Regions from separate parts of the Homo sapiens genome. Here region 2 is linked to region 1. A link is an interaction called in ENCODE POLR2A ChIA-PET data of the cell type or tissue named here. Cell type or tissue: Caco-2. All regions are shown on one strand. Each heading gives the region's core, and the rest is flanking DNA. Links, peaks and the distances in the headings are about the cores only.

Region 1 (2,921 bases), core at 237-2,736:
CGGACACCTGTAGTCCCAGCTACTTGGGAGGCTGAGGCAGGAGAATGGCGTGAACCCTGGCAGTGAGCTGAGACCACGCCACTGCACTCCAGCCTGGGTGACAGAGCGAGACTCCATCTCAAAAAAAAAAAAAAAAATTAGCCAGGCATAACACTTAATAGAATTGTTTGATTTATTTATGAATGTATGTATTTATTTATTTAGAGACAGGGTCTCGCTGTGTCACCCAGGTTGGAGTGCAGTGGTGCGATCTCGGCTCACTGCAGCCTCTGCTCTGCCTCCTACGTTCAAGCGATTCTTGTGCCTCAGCCTCCTGAGTAGCTGGAATTACAGGCGCATGCCACCACACCCAGCTAATTTTAGTATTTTTAGTAAAGAAGGGGTTTCACCATGTTGGCCAGGCTGCTCTCGAACTCCTGACCTCAAGTGATCCGCCCACCTCGGCCTGTCTAAGTGCTGGAATTACAGATGTGAGCCAACACATCCAGCCACTTCATAGCAGAATTTTAAAAGCATTTGCTTTAAAACATGACAAGGATACTCACTACTATCATGATTACTATTTAACATCATACTAGAGGGGCTAGCCAATGCAAAAAGACATAAAAAAGAAATAAGACATATATAAACTAGAAAGAAAGAAAAAACTCACTATATTCAGTTATAATGATTGTCAGTATGGAAAATATATGAATAAATAACAAAAACTAAAAGCAATTCAGTTCATAATATAAACATACAAAAACCAGCAGTATTCCTATATATCAGCCACAAGAATACAAAACCATATGAAAAATGCACATGACTAAATAGTAAGACTTGTTAAAACTTGGTAAGGAGTGTTTACAGAGTCATTGGGATTTGTGGCTTCCAGTAATAAAGAGCATGCAAGGTGATTCTGACCAAACTTCTCTCTTATTATGCGAAGGGGGCAGAAGAACACACACCACAAATGCTGCATAGTGTAAATGTAAAATAAGATTTAGTGGGGAAAAAATACTGGCAGAGATGCAGCAAAGCATTATTCCCTATTATCCCACAGAGACACAACTTCCATAAATAGGCTAGGTATACTCCCCTCCCAAAAAAGGGGCGATTCCAGGTGATAGACTGCACTCCTGTGATGTTTTACCTACTTACTGAGAATGGGAAATAGGGAGTAGGCAATTATATAACAATGAGAACTTCCTGGTTGGGAATAACCTTGTTAGAAAGGAGCAGCTCCTGGAGTTCAGATTCTGATAATATTCCTTTTCTCAGACCTGCTGAAGCAGGTTCTTGCTAGGCTACTTGTCTGATTAGCTATTGCCACAAAAGTGCTGTGTAATAACTACCCCCAAGATATAATGGCTTAAAGCATAGTCAGTTATTTTCTCCAACTGCAGGTCAGCTGAGGGTCAATGGATCTAAGCTAGGTTCATCTCAGCAACTCTGCTTCAAGCTGTAAGTCCAGCTGGGATTGGCTCCTCTCTGTGGGTTAGGCTCAGGATTGCTTTCATCTCTGTTCATTCTGGGGCCCAAGGTCAAGAGGCAGCAGCTTCCTGAGGAAAGCTCTTCTCATGGCAATGGCAGAGGTGCAGAAAGGCAAGCCCAAATATGCAAACTTTTTTTTTTTTTTTTTTTCCTGAGATGGAGTTTCGCTCTGCCGCACAGGCTGGAGTGCAGTGGCATGATCTCGGCTCACTGCAACCTCTGCCTCCCGGGTTCAAGCGATTCTCCTGCCTCGGCCTCTGAAGTAGCTGGGACTACAGGCACTTGCCACTATGTCTGGCTAATTTTTGTATTTTTAGTAGAGATGGGGTTTCACCATACTGGCCGGGCTGGTCTCAAACTCCTGAGCTCAAGCCATCCACCTGCCTTGGTCTCCCAAAAGTGCTGGAATTACAGGCATGAGCCACCGCGCCCAGCCTTGCAAACATATTTTAAGCCTCTCTTTACACCACATTTGGTAACATTTCAGTAGTCAAGGCATGTTACCTGGCCAAGTTCAACATTATAATAATTGGGAAATAGAGTCCTCTCCTGGAGGGTGAGAGAAATGAGTGAATATTTACTGAACACTAATTAATGTACCACAGTAATGAAAAAGAAACGAATGAATTTCCAGTACCATCCAGATTTGTCTTCACTTTCTGGCTCTTGAAGGTCATTAAAGATAAGTCCTTTATCCTTTCATTAAAGATAACTAACAAGAGATTTGATAAATACCAGAAGCATTTGCTAAAAAGCATAAAAGACATAAAAATAGCCAGGCGCGGTGGCTCAGGCCTGTAATCCCAGCACTTTGGGAGGCCGAGGCGGGCGGATCACGAGGTCAGGAGATCGAGACCATCCTGGCTAACACGGTGAAACCCCCATCTCTACTAAAAGTACAAAAATTTAGCCTGGCATGGTGGCGGGCGCCTATAGTCCCAGCTAATCGGGAGGCTGAGGCCGGAGAATGGCATGAACCCAGGAGGTGGAGCTTGCAGTGAGCTGAGATCGGGCCACTGCACTCCAGCCTGGATGCCAGTGCAAGATACCATCTCAAAAAAAGAAAGAAAGAAAGAAAAAAAAAAGACATAAAAATATAGTCAACCTTGAAATGAGAAAAAGTTGGAGCTTAAGTAAGTGAATTGAAGCTATTTCCATTCAAGGGGCATTTGGTCATCCAAAAAAGGCATCTGAGAGACAAGGCTGCCTTCTGCCAATTGCCGAAGGTAAAGAATCCTCTGGCAGCCAAAGATAAAGATCTCCCTCCTTGTTAAATATTATCTTTAAATATACTACTGCTTTTACCCAGGGGCCATTTGCTAGTCTAAGGGGAGCAGCTGAAAATGAGTAGCTTCATGGAACCTGAGGCTAGAGGAACAGGAGTTGGAGGTCAACACATGCTGAAGGTGGGGGCTCTCTGCCCTTGACTGGGACCCTGAAATGCCCTA
Region 2 (2,921 bases), core at 114-2,613, 520 kb before region 1:
TTAATCTTACTGTTCTTATCTTGGCCAAGAGTCAAAGCTGGACAGCCAGAATTCCCCAGAGGTAAAAATAGAGCTTTTCCAGTCCAGCTATAAATTAACTCTGTCTTACACAGTCATCTATCTTGAAAGACTTTCCATATCAGTTTATATATATTAGTCTCCTTTTTTATAAACTGGTACATCAGATTTCATTAAATGGATGAATCAGAATTTCTTTAACTGGTACCTTATTAATGAATTTAAGGGGTTTCCAGTCATTGGCTCTGACAAACAGAACTGCATAAATATCCTTTTATGTGTGGCCTAATGCATATATACGTACATATTTTGGGGGTACATTCCCATAATTTCTGGTATAAGGATACTGTCAAATTTTCCTCCAAAAAGAGTTGCATCAATTTATTGTCATAAAAGCAAATAGTTTATGAGTGTGGTCAGGGGTCCTCAAGACAACTCATATTCAATAATTTGCTACAAAGACTTGCAGAATTCAGAGAAGCCATTATACTCATGGTTATGGTTTATTATGTCCCTGAAAGGACACAGATTAAAATCAGCAAAGGTAAATGGCGTATAGCAGTGGTCCCCAAACTTTTCGGCACCAGGGACCAGTTTCGGGGAAGATAATTTTTCTGTAGATGTTGGGGGATGGTTTTGGGATGAAACTGTTCCACCTCAGAGCATCAGGCATTAGTTAGATTCTCATGAGGAGCACACACAACCTAGATCCCTTGCATGCACAGTTCACAATAGGGCTTGTGCTCTTATGAGAATCTAATGTTGCTGCTGATCTGACAGGAGACAAAGCTCAGGTGGTAATGGTCGTTCGCCCACTGCTCACCTGCTGCTGTGTGGCCTGGTTCCTCACAGGCCATAGACCAGTACTGGTCCATGGCCTCAGGGTTGGGGACACTTGCTATGCGGCAGGGTCCAGATGAGACCTAGCACAAGCTTCCAGTTGTTCTCTCCCTGTGGAGTCTTAGAAACAGCACTTAATTCTCCCAGCCATAATGTGAGATAATATGAAGTGCTGCAAATCAGGGAAGCTCATCTAGCTTTGATGTCACTGGTTTCTATTGCAGGTTGGTTATATTTACATTCAGTGCCCACATGGCTGACCTTAGTTACTTAGTCTCTGGCCTTTCCAGGGGTCAAAATTGATACTGTGTGTCCAAGGCCTCTACCACCACCACCACCACAATAAATCAATTGTTAGCATAAACTACTATCTGACATAGCCCAAGGTCCCAGGTAGACAAAGATACTCTTAATGAGGCAAGGTATTCCAAGGCATCAGAGGCTATCTCCCAAGAGTTTAGCAAGGTCCAAACCTTTACAATGTGCAAGGTTTGGACAACCAAGGCCTGCTGAGTTAATCATTTACACACAGGCTACCCACTGTCCCTTGGCCTAGGCTCTCTTTAACAAAGAGCCTAGTTTGTAACTAGTATAATTATCTCCTATTTTAATATTCTGCTATTTATACATTTTAACAAACTTGTACATAAATATTCAGCATAGAAATTAACTCATAATTAAGTAGATCCAGTTCTTACTCAGCCCATTTTTCATTGATATTACATACCAAGGAGGCCGTGATTCAATTTTCCAATACATTTGATCATCATCATATGACTGACTTACCTAAGGGAGAGGAATCATACCAGCAATACCAATGTTATACTGTATCTGCAGTATTGTAGTAGATGTAACCTGAAAAATAAGAATCAAAAGATAATGGCTCATTACCTCTGTCATTAACAATTAATTGGTCCAGTTCATCATTATATCTTATGACCAGAATGTCTCCCAGAGCAATGCCACTCAAGTTTGCAGGCTTCCATTCAACCTTTTCAGCTTCTAAGAGTAAGGCTAGTCTTAGAAAACTGACTTTACCTTTTTGGGCATCTAGGATAATTAAGCTAAGAGACTACAGTCTCTTGCTCTGAGCCTCTCTCAAAACACCAGTGTAATACTAGATTTTCCTCATTACCTATTTCATTTATTTATTCCTGTGCCTTGGCTATTTCTCCTATTTTTCACTTGTCATAATTTTTTACCCAAACGTTTTCACCTTTGGAAGAGTTGTTAGGCTTAGCCACTGTCCTGGTCTAGATTGCCAGCAGTAATACCAGTCTAGCTCGTGCTTCCTTTCAGCTCATTCCCTTTTATTTAGAGTAAGGATATATAGGTACAGAACTAGTGGGCTATCTTGACCACCAGGAAATACAGCTGCATTCACTATCAATCTGAATTTTGCCAGGTGGGGTGAAGACACAGTCCACCCCGTTAGGCCCATAGCAATTCCGACATAAAGGTTGAAAGGTAAGTTTCTTGCTTAAGAATGATTCCTGTTTCTAGCACCTGCAGTCTCCAACCACTGCCCCAGGCTGGAAAAAAAAAGAAAAGTTGAGGTGACTGGAGAAATCATTTTGTAGTTTGTACCAGTGTCCTCCTCTATCCCTTCTCCAGATCCACCATAAAAGAATTTGTCAAGTGGGGACCCACTCTTGTCCCCCTCATGTTGAATGTGCATACACATGAAGGTATATATGTCAGCCCTTCCTGCCTTTATCACCCCCTATTTTAGACAAAAAAAAAAGTTTCAATTACCTTTTCCAATTCTCTAGTAAACCACTAGTCCATTTTGATGTGATATCTTTTTGCCCATCATTAGACACTATGGGCTGTAAAGTGTGTTTCTTGGTCTGAAGAAATATAACTTGATGGTCCAAATTGCCACAGTATCTTCTGTTTCAGTCCTTTTACAGTATTCTAAGCATTTTGTATCCATCTACCTCTGGGGGTGCAAAGCCTAGTCCAGAGTAAATGTCTAGTCCTGTCAGGACCCTTTTATAGTCTCTGGGGGCTACCACAGCATTCCGATGTAGTTACTTGTCAGTTGTGTGTGCCACCTGCTC

The links. ChIA-PET counts read pairs that join two places held together with the same protein. Peaks named below come from ENCODE experiments on the same cell type or tissue, not always from the same donor. Only the 100,000 strongest peaks of a DNase experiment are listed, where the experiment ranks them.
Region 2: POLR2A ChIA-PET joins it to region 1 with 5 read pairs; 1 of 35 experiments calls an interaction of 5 or more read pairs at or near these places.

What each region holds. Positions count from the first base shown.
Region 1 is chr7:135,518,098-135,521,018 of GRCh38, forward strand. No RefSeq gene overlaps it. Among named protein-coding and RNA genes, the nearest start is that of CNOT4, 9.5 kb to the left of the region's middle. In Caco-2, for the core only: no CTCF peak of the experiment used is centred there; a DNase peak (open chromatin) is centred at 1,484.
Region 2 is chr7:134,996,439-134,999,359 of GRCh38, forward strand. All of the region lies in intron 4 of AGBL3 (AGBL carboxypeptidase 3), which reads left to right. Among named protein-coding and RNA genes, the nearest start is that of AGBL3, 11 kb to the left of the region's middle. In Caco-2, for the core only: no CTCF peak of the experiment used is centred there; a DNase peak (open chromatin) is centred at 1,293.